Regions from separate parts of the Homo sapiens genome. Here region 1 is linked to region 2. A link is a contact called in ENCODE Hi-C or POLR2A ChIA-PET data. All regions are on one chromosome and are shown on one strand. The core of a region is the stretch at or near the end of the contact, and the rest is flanking DNA. Distances in the headings are between cores, read along the strand shown.

The links. Hi-C counts contacts between places; a loop is a spot of excess contacts on that map. ChIA-PET counts read pairs that join two places held with the same protein, here RNA polymerase II (POLR2A). Pooled maps may share reads with other maps.
Region 1: a pooled map shows a loop between it and region 2 (3-fold over the local background). The contact joins the promoter of TXNDC11-AS1 here to the promoter of ATF7IP2 in region 2. A Hi-C loop is called at or near these places in 2 of 50 pooled maps. POLR2A ChIA-PET finds 5 or more read pairs at or near these places in 2 of 52 experiments (activated CD4-positive, alpha-beta T cell and common myeloid progenitor, CD34-positive).

The regions. Positions count from the first base shown.
Region 1 is chr16:11,741,340-11,747,953 of GRCh38, forward strand. TXNDC11-AS1 (TXNDC11 antisense RNA 1) reads left to right here and starts at 1,675. Exons shown (of 1, transcript NR_186412.1): 1 at 1,675-3,167. It overlaps TXNDC11 (thioredoxin domain containing 11), which reads right to left and starts at 1,518. Exons shown (of 12, transcript NM_015914.7): 1 at 1,138-1,518. The coding sequence starts at 1,391. RefSeq lists silencers at 966-1,635, 1,498-2,020.
Region 2 is chr16:10,381,854-10,388,429 of GRCh38, forward strand. It overlaps ATF7IP2 (activating transcription factor 7 interacting protein 2), which reads left to right and starts at 4,208. Exons shown (of 14, transcript NM_001393719.1): 1 at 4,208-4,269. RefSeq lists an enhancer at 562-631 and silencers at 832-901, 3,947-4,086.

The DNA.
Region 1 (6,614 bases), core at 425-2,924, 1.4 Mb after region 2:
CACCTGAAATATACAGCAAATTTTGTATGTGTGTACATTCCTGAAAAGACACACATGAACTTTCATGTTCCTACCCCCTACACCCCAGCCTACTGTCAGGCCTTTTTATCAATTCCAGGGAAACACCAAGCTTGCCCAGCCTCAGAAACTCTGCATTTGCTGTTCGCTCTACCGTGGACACGCTCCCCCGGGATCTTCCCAGCGCTGGTCCCTTCTCCTTTTTGTATAAGCTTCAAATGTCACTTCCTTAGGAAGTCTTTCCCCACCGCCATCGTTTCTATGCCCTGCATAGCACTGAAGCTTTAAAAAATTATATTTACTTGTTCACTGTCCCATCCACTCAAGGGAGCAAAAAGTTCACCCGGACGAGCGTCCGGCACATAGTAGGTGCAGATAAATAATCGTTAGATCAGGCCGGGTGCGGGGCTCTCGCCTGTAATCCCAGCACTTTGGGAGGCCGAGACGGGTGGATCACGTGAGGTCAGGAGTTCGAGACCAGCCTGGCCAACGTGGTGAAACTCTGTCTCTACTAAAAATACAAAAATTAGCCAGGCGTGGTGGCGCGCGCCTGTAATCCGAGCTACTCAGGAGCTGAGGCAGAAGAACCCCTTGAACCCGGGAGGCGGAGGTTTCAGTGAGCCGAGATCGCGCCACTGCACTCCTGCCTGGGACACAATGCGTGACTCCGTCTCAAAATAAAAATAATCGTTAGATCAATGAGTGCGGGAATTCTAAAAGGGGTCTGGAACTCTCGCAAGGTTGTGGATCACTACACCTGAAGCTTAAGGGGAATGAAATCGGTGAGAAATGAGGGTCCTACAGCCCGGGCCGAAGTGACAGGTCCACCCCTAGTGACTCCAACAGGTGAGGAGCACCCCCGACCCGCCTCCCTCGGCACTAAAGCGGGACGATAGGGCGCAGGGCTCCACCCGGAAGCCTCGCCATAATGTCCGCGGGCGGGCCGGGGCGAGGAGAAGGTGGGAAGCCGTGGCCGCAGGTTCCGGGAGGGGTCAGCCGTCCTGGGCAAGGTCAGGCCCGACTTCCCCGGCTGAGGCCGCTGCGACCCGGCCCTGCAGGCTCCAGGCGGCAGAGCAAGGGGAGCGCCCTAGCGGGGCCCCAGGGTCCGGGCCGCCTCACCTGCAGGTGAACTTGAGGGCGAGGAGCAGCGCGCAGCCGAGCGCCACGGCCCCGCAGAGCAGCTCCGGCCGCTGGCGCGCCATGAGGAAGGCGCCACGCAGCCCGCGACGGAGCCGGCCCGCCGAGGACGCTGTGGCCAGGGTCGGGCTCGAGCTGAGGCAGTCTGAGCCCGCGGGGCCGCCGCCGCCCCCTCCCTCGTCCTCGGCGTCCTCGCTGCTGCTGCTGCCGCCGCCGCGGCCTCCGCATTCCGACATTACATGCTCCCAGTCGCCGGCTTTATACCGCCGCCGCCGCCTCGGGCCCGAAGGCCCGGCCCGGCCCGTTGCTCCCCAATCCCGCAGCTCGCCGCACCCGCTAACCCGGACGCTCCACGTCAGCCGCGCCGCCGCCGCGGGGTCCGCCCCACCTCACACCCCAGAGCACGCAGCTCCGCCCACCGCTCACGGAGTCCGGGCGGGCACCGACACCGCCCAAATCCCCGCCCCCAACGGGCCACGCCCTGCACCCTACGTAAATGCACGGAAGCCTTCCCCGCCCGCAGCCCAGTCTTGGCCCCACCGGTCACGACCCCGCTCACGGAGTCTGCGCAGGCGCCGTCGCGGGGCGTGGAGAAGCTGCTCCCTTGGGATAAGGCCCGCGGGGAATACTTGGAACCTTGACACCGCTGTAGTCTGCTCTCGCCGCGCTGGGTTTTAGGAGCCGTAACGACAATAATCGTGTCCACCATTCTCACTACAGGCCCCGAAGCACGTAGGTGCCGTTTTTTATCCCAACTTAACTGAAGAAAAAAAAAACACGGCCGGGCGCGGTGGCTCAAGCCTGTAATCCCAGCACGTTGGGAGGCCAAGGCGGGCAGATTACATGAGACCAGGCGTTCAAGACCAGCCTGGCCAACATGGTGAAACCTCGTCTCTACTAAAAATACAAATATATTAGCCGGGCGTGGTGGCGGGCGCCTGTAATCCTAGCTGCTTGGGAGGCTGAGGCAGAGAATTGCTTGAACCCTGGAGGCGGAGGTTGCAGTGAGTGGAGATGGCGCCACTGCACTCCCGTCTGGGGGAGAGAGAGAGAGAGACTCTTGTCTCAAAAAAAAAAAAAGGACTTGTCCTCCAATGTCAATAACAACAAACTAGACAAATAAAACTTCGAGGGCATTAAGGCAATATGGTGTTATGCCACAAACAGAAGGCACAGCTAACGGCCAGTAGCTGAGACGCCACCTCTGCCACAGGTCAGCTATGTGACCCACGTGCAAATCTCATCACTTCCTGTCTGGTTCTGCTTCTGTGGATGTAGAATGGGGCAATCAATGGCTGTCTTGCTCAATTGGCCAGACATTTAATGTGTCAACCACCCAGGCCCAACATGTTGTGAGTTCATGTACACCGACCATTTTGCTATTTCTTTTCTATATGTCACTTTTTTTTTTTTTTTGGTTGTTTTTTGATACAGGGTCTTGTGTCACCCAGGCTGGAGTGCAATGGCGCAATCATAGCACACTGAAGCCTTGACAACCCCAGCTCAAGCGATCCACCCCCGTCAGCCTCCCAAGTAGTAGGCAACACAGATGTGTGCGACTACGCCCAGCTAATTTTTTTTTTTTGTGGAGACAAGGTCTCTCCATGTTGCCTAGGCTGGTCTTGAACTCCTGGGCTCAAGCGATCTTCCCCCTTCGACCTCCCAAAGCGTTAGGATTATGTAAAAGCATGAGTCACTGCGCCCACCTGTCACATCTTTTTGTTTCTTCTATACTGCCTTATTTTGTAGAAAGTAGCTATTTTCTCGTATAACATTAATTCCTTTATTTTTAACTTGTCCCTCATCTCTGTTTTGTGTTATTATTACCCTTATTATCTATGTTACAAACCCAACCATACAGTGTTAATCTTGTTTTAAAAAGCTGAGAAAAAATATATAGTTACAGAGTTTTTTTAACCTTCTAATTTGCCACTTATACTTCTGTTGATTCCTTTGTGTAGATTAGAGTTACACAATTTATTGCTAAAGAAAATAAATATGGTCAAAAGTCACCAGTGTCCTCATTCACTGTAGCTTGCTGCAACAGAATTTACCCTACACTTCCATAAGACATCTGACATTTGCACAGGGCTTCATAAGGTCCAAAGTACTTTCGTTGTCTGTGGTTTAATCTCACAAAACCCATAGTCCTTTGTGAGCAAATGCAAGGCAGTGTCTTACTGACCAGAAAACCACCCTGGATTAACAAAAGAATGCCTCCTTTCCTCTTCACTTTCTGAGCAACTGGGGCCCTGCTCTGGCAGCAGAATGTTCTCTTTTTTATTTTTTGTAGAGATGGGATCTCACTGTGCTGCCCAGGCTGGTCTTGAACTCCTGGCCTCAAGTGATCCTCCTGCTCTGGACTCCGAGAGTCCTGGGATCACAAGTCTGAGCCACTGCAGCTGGCCCAGAACGTTCTTCTGAAACAATTATAAATTTGTTTCAAAATACACTAGGCCTTTCGGGTCAGGCTGTACTACTTTTCATAGGTTAGGTCAGCCCTAACTCGTCCACACCAACTTGTATCTGAGTTTTCCATAGCCACTTTTTTTTTTTTTTTTCTTTGAGATGGAGTCTCACTCTATCGCCCAGGCTGGAGTGCAGTGGCACCAGGTCGGCTCACTGCAACCTCCGTCTCTTGGATTCAAGCAATTCTCCTGCCTCAGCCTCCCAAGTAGCTGGGATTACAGGTGCCCACCACCACGCCTGGCTAATTTTTATATTTTTAGTAGAGATAGGGTTTCACCATGTTGGCCAGGCTGGTCTCAAACTCCTGACCTAAGGTGATCCACCCGCCTCGGCCTCCCAAAGTGCTAGGACTACAGGCATGAGCCACCACGCCCAGCCTCTTGGCCACTTTTTATACCAAGATCAAGTTGCTCGGGGTTTGAGGAGGGAATGGGGCAGAGGAATATATATGTGTCATGTGCTGTGACAGTGGTCCCAGAAAATTATGATACTGTTTTTATTGTACTGTTTCTTTTCTTTGACAGAGTCTTGCCCTGTCACCCAGGCTGGAGTGCAGTGGCACCATCTTGGCTCACTACAACCTCCACCTCCTGGGTTCAAACAATTCTCATGCCTCTGCCTCCCAAGTAGTTGGGATTACAGGCGTGTGCCACCATGTCTGGCTAATTTTTGTATTTTTTGTAGTGATGGGGTTTTCCCATGGTGGCCAGGCTGGTCTCGAACTCCTGACCTCAAGTGATCTGCCTGCCTTGGCCTCCCAAAGTGTTGGGATTAAAGGCGTAAGCCACCAGTCCCGGCCCACTATACTTTTTCTATGTTTGGGTAAATTTAGATACACAAATACCACTGTGTTACAGTTGCCTAAGATATTTAGTATAGTAACATGCTGTACTGGTTTGTAGCCTAGGAGCAATAGGCTATACCATATACTATATAGCAATAGCCTAGGCGTGGTAGTAGGCTATACTGTCTAGGTTTGTGTGAGTGTACGCTATGGATGTTCACACAACACTGGTATCACCTAACAATGTTATTTCTCAGAACGTGTCGCTGTGATGCATGGCCATGTATTTCCTCAATATTAACCCTTCCTTGCAGCCAGAGAGAACTAATGCTTATTAATTTTGATTTTTTTTTTTTTTTTCCGAGACGGAGTCTTGCTCTGTTGCCCAGGCTGGAGTGCAGTGGTGCAACCTCAGCTCACTGCAACCTCTGCCTCCCAGGTTCAAAAGATTCTTCTGCCTCAGTCTCCCAAGTAGCTGGGACTATAGATGTACACCACCATGCCCAGCTAATTTTTGGATTTTTTTTTTCTTGAGACGGAGTTTCACTCTTGTTGCCCAGGCTGGAGTGCAATGGCACGACCTCGGCTCACCGCAACCTCCGCCTCCTGGGTTCAAGCGATTCTCCTGCCTCAGTCTCCCCGAGTAGCTGGGATTACAGGCACATGCCACCACACCTGGCTAGTTTTGTATTTTTAGTAGAGACGGGGTTTCTCCATGTTGGTCAGGCTGGTCTCAAACTCCCAACCTCAGGTGATCTGCCCACCTCAGCCTCCCAAAGTCCTGGGATTACAGGCGTGAGCCACCACATCCAGCCTAATTTTTGTGTTTTTAGTAGAGATGGGGTTTCACCATGTTGGCAGTGCTTATTAATTTTGAAAGCTTGCAAGCTTTTACTTACAAAACAGGACATGCCTAACAACACAAGATAGCAGATTATGCAGAAGAAAAGGGCAGGCCCTTGGCCTGGGTACTCTGGACAGTGGTGTTTCTGTTCTTGGAGACTGTATCATCACCACAGAATGGGCTTTCTAGAAATGGGCATTCATCCCTTGCATCAGATAAAGCAGTGTATATTCTCATCTCCCCAGGCCAGCTAAAGAATGTTCTTGAGGCATCAGGCGCGGTAATTCTCACCTGTAATCCCAGCACTTTGGGAGGCTAAGGTGAGAGGATTGCTTAAGTCCAGGAGTTGGAGATCAGCCTGGGCAACATAGTGAGATGTCAACTCTACAAAAAATAAAATACAAAAAACATTAGCTGGGCATGGTAGTGCATGCCTGTAGTCCTAGCTACTTGGAGGGCTTAGGCAGGAGGATCACTTGAGCCCAGAAGGTTGAGGCTACAGTGATACAGTGAGCTAAGGTTGTGCCACTGTACTCCAGCCTGGGGGACAGAGCAAGACCCTGTCTCTAAAAAAACCAAAAAGAAAAAGAATATTTCAAATCTGCCCTAACTGCTCTCCTTCAGTTTCCCAATTGGTGCAGGTACCTGGAACTAAATCAAAACAAAGGTTGGGGGCTCTATGCAAACAGTCCTCACAGGATAGGAAGCTCCAGGAAGGGTGAGTGATGGAGAGGGGTGGGCACCTCTGGGCAGCAGCCCCCTGCCCAGGGCACCTCAGTCACAGGGTGGGAGCACTGTGCAGAGAAGGGGTCCCTGAGGGTAGGAAAGATTCACCTGCAGCTTCCACACCTTCAGGGCAGATGCGACAGCTCACTACAGCCAAACAAAACTGAGGTCACAACTCTTGCAGAGCACTGTTGATATTCACAATAGCCAAAAAGCAGAAACAACCCAAATGTCCATCAACCGATGAATGGATATTTTAAAAATGTGATCCATCCAAACAGTAGAGTATTATGTGGCTATAAAAAGTAATGAAGCACCACCGGACACGGTGGCTCATGCCTGTAATCCCAGCACTTTGGGAGGCCAAGGCAGGTGGATCACCTGAGGTCAGGAGTTCAAGACCAGCCTGACTAACATGGTGAAACCCCCGTCTCTACCAAAAATACAAAAAAATTAGCTGGGCATGGTGGTGTATGCCTGTAATCCCAGCTACTCGGGAGGCTGAGGCAGGAGAATTGCTTGAACCCAGGATACAGAGGTTGCAGTGAGCCAAGATTGCGCCACTGCACTTCAGCCTGGGAGACGAGCGAAACTCCATGTCAAAAAAAAAAAGTAATGAAGTACTGATACATGCCA
Region 2 (6,576 bases), core at 2,958-5,457:
GCAATGGTGCGATCTCGGCTCACCGCAACCTCTGCTTCTGGGTTCAAGCAATTATCCTACCTCAGCCTCCTTAGTAGCTGGGATTACAGGTGCCCGCCACCACGCTTAGCTAATTTTTGTATTTTTAGTAGAGACAGGGTTTCATCATGTTGGTCAGGCTGGCCTTGAACTCCTGACCTCAGGTGATCCGCCTGCCTCGGCCTCCCAAAGTGCTGGAATTACAAGCGTGAGCCACCACGCCCAGCCTCACATTGGTTTTCATTTGTGCTGCTGCCTCTGTGGTCCAGAGAATAAGAAGGGTGCTGCTTCTGCTGCCCAAAGGGCAGAAAAGTTCAGAAAACCACTGTTGTCACAGCTGCCTTTAAATAACTGAGACAGGGACTGGTGCGAAAGAGAGCCAAAGCCTAAGGAAAAAACCCACAATAACATGTATCTCTGCCACTTTTCAAATTTCAGGAAGTGCATTACACTGGGTAAAACACAACTGAATCCAGAATACAGGAGGCAAGGGCTCCTGGGAAATGTAGTTCATAGGGTTTCCGCCTTGCCTTAGGGAGTGCTGAGAAGTGTGTGGAATGAATGCTTGCATTTGTTTTCTATTGTTGCCATAAAAAGTTACCACAAACATAATGGCTTAAAACACTACCCACTTATCTCACAGTTCTATATAGAAGTCAGAAGCACAGTGGACTCAGCTGGGAACTCTGCTTAGGGTCTCAATAGGCTGTCAGCCAGCTAAGGCTCTGCAGAAGAATCTGCTTCTGGGTTCATTCAGGTCGTTGGCAGTACTACTTTCATTCTCAAGGTTTACATGTGGTCCCCCTCATCTTCAAGCCAGGAACCATGGGCTGAGTTCTGCCTGTGCTTTGAAAATCTATGACTTTCCTTTCTGCTGCATCTGTGTGACTTGTCTTTTGCCTTTAGGGATTCACGTGATTACACTGTACTCACCAGGGAAATCCCGGTTAAGTTCTCCATCTTAAGGTCAGCTGATTACAACCTTAATCATATTTGCAAAGTCCCTTTTGCCATGTAAGGTGACTTATAACCATAAGACGCACACTAGGAGACAAAGATCATGGGAGTACAAATTCTGCCCGCCACAATCCTCAATGGAAGAAAACTATCAAACAAGAAAGCATTCCAACACAAAAATGTAAAGAATTTACTCAAGATAATTGATATTCTCAGCTTTATTAATTTTAATAATAATAGTTACTATACATCAAGTGTCTACTATAAGTCAGGAAATGTACAAGCAACTGTATCTGTTATTATGTTAAGCATTATTTTAAAAAGTCAAACAGCAAATTGAGAGACTTCATAGTACTTCATATAGCACATTATGTGAATGAATTTATTTATTTATTTATTGAGATGGAGTCTCGCTCTGTCACCAGGCTGGAGTGCAGTGGCGTGATCTTGACTCATTGCAACCTCCTTCTTTCAGGTTCAAGCAATTCTCCTACCTCAGTCTCCCAAGTAGCTGGGACTACAGGTGCGCACCATCATGCCCAGCTAATTTTTGTATTTTTAGTAGAGACAGGGTTTCACCATGTTGGCCAGGATGGTCTTGATCTCAAGTGATCTGCCCACCTTGGCCTCCCAAAGTGCTGGGATTACAGGCATGAGCCACCGCACCCAGCCAACAATAAACTTTATTAACATAATGTCCAGTAAATATCAATTATTATAATTTTTTTATAGAGATGGGGTCTCGCTATATTGCCCAGGCTGGTCTCAAACTCCTGGGCTCAAGCTATCTGTCGGTCTTGGCATCCTAAAATGCTAGGATTACAGGTGTCCACCTGGCCTATTATATTACTATTGTTAAAATGACATACAAGATATCCTAGTACCTTAAATAGACATAACATTTCTAAAGGCTAGTTACTCACTGTTAACTGAATTAAGTCCAAATTCCTTATCTGACTGCAACTTACTACCTCCCACTCCCTCCCACACTATCTCTCTTAGCAACCCTATAATTATTTTCAAAATCATGTTCTAGAACAACAAAAAATGTGCAAAGATTAGGATTGTTTTACATTTTTGCTAATTTCCTTAACGTCTGACTTAATACAGTAAGACTCTCTCTCTCTTTTTTTTTTTTTTTTGGTTTTTGAGACGGAGTCTCACTCTGTTGCCCATGCTGGGGTGCAGTAGTGCGATCTTGGCTTACCACAAACTCCACCTCTCGGGTTCAGTCGATTCTCCTGCTTCAGCCTCCCGAGTAGCTGGGATTACAGGCACGCGCCACCATGCCCGGCTAATTTTTGTATTTTTAGTAGAGATGGGGTTTCACTATGTTGGCCAGGCTGGTCTCGAACTATTGACCTCATGATCCGGCTGCCTCAGCCTCCCAAAGTGCTGGGATTACAGATGTGAGCCACTGCGCTTGGCCTCTCTCTCTCTCTTTTCTAAGACAGTCTCTTGCTCTATCACCCAGGGTGGAGTGCAGTGACACTATCACAGCTCACTGCAGTCCCTAACTCCTAAGCTTAAGCGATCCTCCCGTCCTCTCAGCCTCCCGTGTAGGTGGAAGGATGCAGCTAACTTTTTATTTTTACTTTTCTAGAAAAGTGGGTATCTCACTTTGTTGCCCAGGTTGGTAGTTAGATTCTCATGTCTGCTTCTGTATTCAATCTGTAGCAATATCACCCGTCGATTTTCCAGAGGCTTCTAGAAAATTCCATGTACTCTCCTGACTCAGAGAATGAAAAAAGCAAAATCATCTTTATATTATTATAAAAATAGTATAATTATAAAAATAGGATTGACATTAAAGATTACCCCTAGATCCCTGGAGCATATTTGGGGAACTGGCTGGTTGGAGTATGTTATTCCATTGATGACCCAACCTAGATTGTCCGGACTTGCCTCATTTTTCTCCTAACTGGAAGTGACAAGGCAGGCAGCTCTAGCCTCATGACAAGCGTGGTGGCTCACGCCTGTAATCCCAGCACTTTGGGAGGCCGAAGCAGGTGGATTACCTGAGGTCGGGAGTTCATGACCAGCCTGATCAACATTGAGAAACCCCGTCTCTACTAAAAATAAAAAAAAAACTTAGCCAGGCACTGTGGCGCATGCCTATAATCCCAGCTACTTGTTGGGGGCAGAGGTAGGAGAAGCGCTTGAACCCGGGAGGCGGAGGTTGTGGTGAGCCGAGATCGCGCCATTGCACTCCAGCCTAGGCAACAAGAGCAAAACTCTGTCAAATAAATAAATAAATTAATTAATGAAAAAGAGGGCATTATGGATCTAATCTACTGTTGTATTTCCTGTATTTTCTACACAGTGGGCATTCAGTGACCACCTGTTGAGTGAGTTCATGGCATCCAAGTGCACAGCCACCTAAGGCATCGGGCCTCATGAAATCACAAGCAGCCAAGGCTGGCAGGTTCCTGGGACAATTTAGCAAACTCAAGGCTATGGTGCGGGTGGGTGCAGTGGCTCATGCCTGTAATCCCAACATATGGGGAGGCAGAGGTGGCGGATCACCTGAGGTCCAGGAGTTCAAGACCAGCCTGGCCAACATAGTGAAACCCCATGTCTATTAAAAGTACAAAAATTAGCCGGGCATGGTGGTGCACACCTGTGGTCCCAGCTACTCGGGAGGCTAAGGCAGGAGAATCGCTTGAACCTGGGAGGTGGGAAATGGGGGTACAGTGAGCTGAGATCACGCCACTGAACTCCAGCCTGGGCGACAAGAGCGAAACTCCGTCTCAAAAAAAAAAAAAAAAAAAAAAGACTACGGTGCTAGGACCAATCTCCTGAGTCACAAAATTTAAGGAGTCGTCCAAAAAAGTAAATAAGATAAATATTTTCAAACAATATTAGAAAATTCAAATCGGAAACTACCGACCGGGTGAGGAGTTGTTTTTGTAAATAAGGTCTTATTCCTAATAAGTTTCGAAAGTCTAAATCTTCACACGAGTCACTCAAAAGAAAGGCCCAGCTCAGGAGCCTGCATCTGCGCTATGGCGGGTAAGCCCCGGTGGCTGACCGGAAGAAGCGCCCACGGAGGCGAACCCCAGGCGCCCCTCAGCCTACTTCCATTTCCCCTCGCGACCCTTCGCCCCGCCCACTCTAGCTGGCTGTGCCTGACTGGCTGGGCTGCCGCATATTCGCGCTGCCATTGGTCCATAATCAGCTGGGGGTGGGCGTAGGGAGACCTACTTCAGCAGGTCCTGGCCGGACCAGCATTGTTAACGGCTGCGGTTCGAAGTGGCTGTGGGTATTGCTGCGGCTGGTGCGTCGTCGCTCTAGGTACGTTGGGGCCGGGCGAGTGTCCTGCGAGAGCGGCGATTGGCGGGGTGGCGGCTCTAGGAGCGTCGGTCGCCTCTCTGAGGGCCGGCCCCGGAGGCCTCGGAGCGCCGGGCCTACCGGACGTTTGCGGCGAAGCTGCCCTGACTGAAAAGCGTCCGCGGGGCCGTCTGACAGGTCCGGGAAGAGGCCCCTGAGGGGCGGACGGGCGCGTCTCCACCGTTTTCGCAGAGGGATACTGGTGAAGCGGGAGTGGTGTGCGGCCTCAGGTCCGGGCGGCACTGGGGTTAGGGACTGCGGAGGGAAGTGGTGCGTGTTTTTTGTCCTGAGGGGTAAGTAAAAGCTCGCTCTTGTCCGGAATGCTTTCAGAAATTAACGGATAAATCTCCACCTCCACCAATTTTAGTGTCCCATTGCCAAATTTTCTTGAGTTGTTTTAATCATCTAATGAAGTCAGGTGCCAGAAGGCAACTGGATCTCGCCTGGCGGCCTTGAAGTTTGTTAAAAAGTAGGGACCAGAGCATCAGGAAAAATACAAAATTCTGAGTAAAATGCTGAAATCCCGTACCTCTGAGCTTGCCGGTGTAAGGATGGTAGGATTTAAGGAAGACGATTTCCTTAAGGTAGAAGTTCGTTTTTATGAATATGTTTTTAAGAAAATTCCATCTTATCGCCCTTCTCTAACCAGTTTTCTCCAAGTTTGGCAAGCAAGTTTGAGAAAGAGAGGACGCAATAATTTTTTTTGCCTTATTTTTGTTAAAACCTTACCGCACTTAAGGAAACGGACTTTCTACCTTTCCGTGTTTCTGTGTTGAAAATGAAGTTTCTAACCACGTGTTCCTTCCTTTACGACACAATGGCTTTTTCTGTTCTGAAGACTTGCATATGGTTAATATGTATGGAAGAAGAGGACAGTTGTACTGAATAGTCCACATTAGAAAAATTATGTCATATTCACTTAAATTGTTATTCTAGATTGCGACTTAATACTGTTTTTATTATGATTTTGTCATATTTATTGTAGCCAGTAAATGACCTGCGACATAACTATTTGCAAAACAAATGGGGAAGACCAAGATAAAGATAAGTTATATCACAGGAAAGCAATTGAAAATGCAAAAATGAAGCATCTGAATGAAGGACTAATAACACTGAATTCAGCTTTTGTGAAGTATGCCTTTCTTCTTAGCTCGTTTATTCTGCAATACGTTTGTAGAAGTGTTGACTCCGATCTTAATCAAATTTACTTCACTCTCAGTCTTATCTGCAGATATGTACAGACCACATCCTAAGATTGACTTCTGCCTCAACAGAAATACATGAGCCAGTGCCTTATTGGAAATGATTTGCGTGTTTTAAGAACTGGTGTATATAGGTACATCTTGAATGTTCTGCTTTCCTTGCCTTATGCCTGTACTTCACCTCAGCCTTCAATTCCATTGTGTTTCCTTGCTACTTGGTATCTTGAAATCTGGTACGAAACTATTGCATGATCCCTGCACCTTTGCTTCTGCATATATCATAGCTCTCTTATAGTGAGTGTGCACAATCTATTTCATTTGATGTAATCAAAGTTTAATATATTGGATAGTTAAAAATAAAATACAACTTTAAATGCGCAAGAGTATTAGTTCTCATTGTTGAGCGAGATGATACAAAATACCAAAAAATCTTATTCTCTCATTCTATGTCAGTCTATTTTACTCCCCCCCCCTCCCCCCGCCACCCGGACACACACACACTGCGGTGACTTATCTATCTCGTTTATTTTATTTTATTTTACTTATTTATTTTTCTTTGTGAGGCAGAGATTCGCTCTTTGGCTCAGGCTGGAGTGAAGTGGCGCGATCTCGGCTCACTGCAACCTCCTCCCTCCGGGTTCAAGTGATTCTCCTGCCTCAGCCTTGCAAGTAGCTGGGATTATAGGCGCCCGACTAGTTTTTGTATTTTTAGTAGAGATGGGGTTTCACCGTGTTGGCCAGGCTGGTCTCGAATTCCTGACCTCAGGTGATCAGCCCGCCTCTGCCTCCCAAAGTGCTAGGATGACAGGCGCTAGTCTTAGCGCCCGGCCTATCTCATATTTTTATATCATTTAGATAATTATTCTGCTTTACAGTAGACTAGGATAGTTTTTCATCTTCATTTTTACCAACGATGGGACAGATTGGAGTCAGCCAGTGTCTAGAGAGAAATAACCATGACTTTTTGGAGGAAAGGGAGATAATATATTGGATTTTTTTGAACTTCTGATTAAGCCATGAAATGTTTAGAGAGGTGTTACTGAAGTTAGCCATGAATTATTTAGAGGCA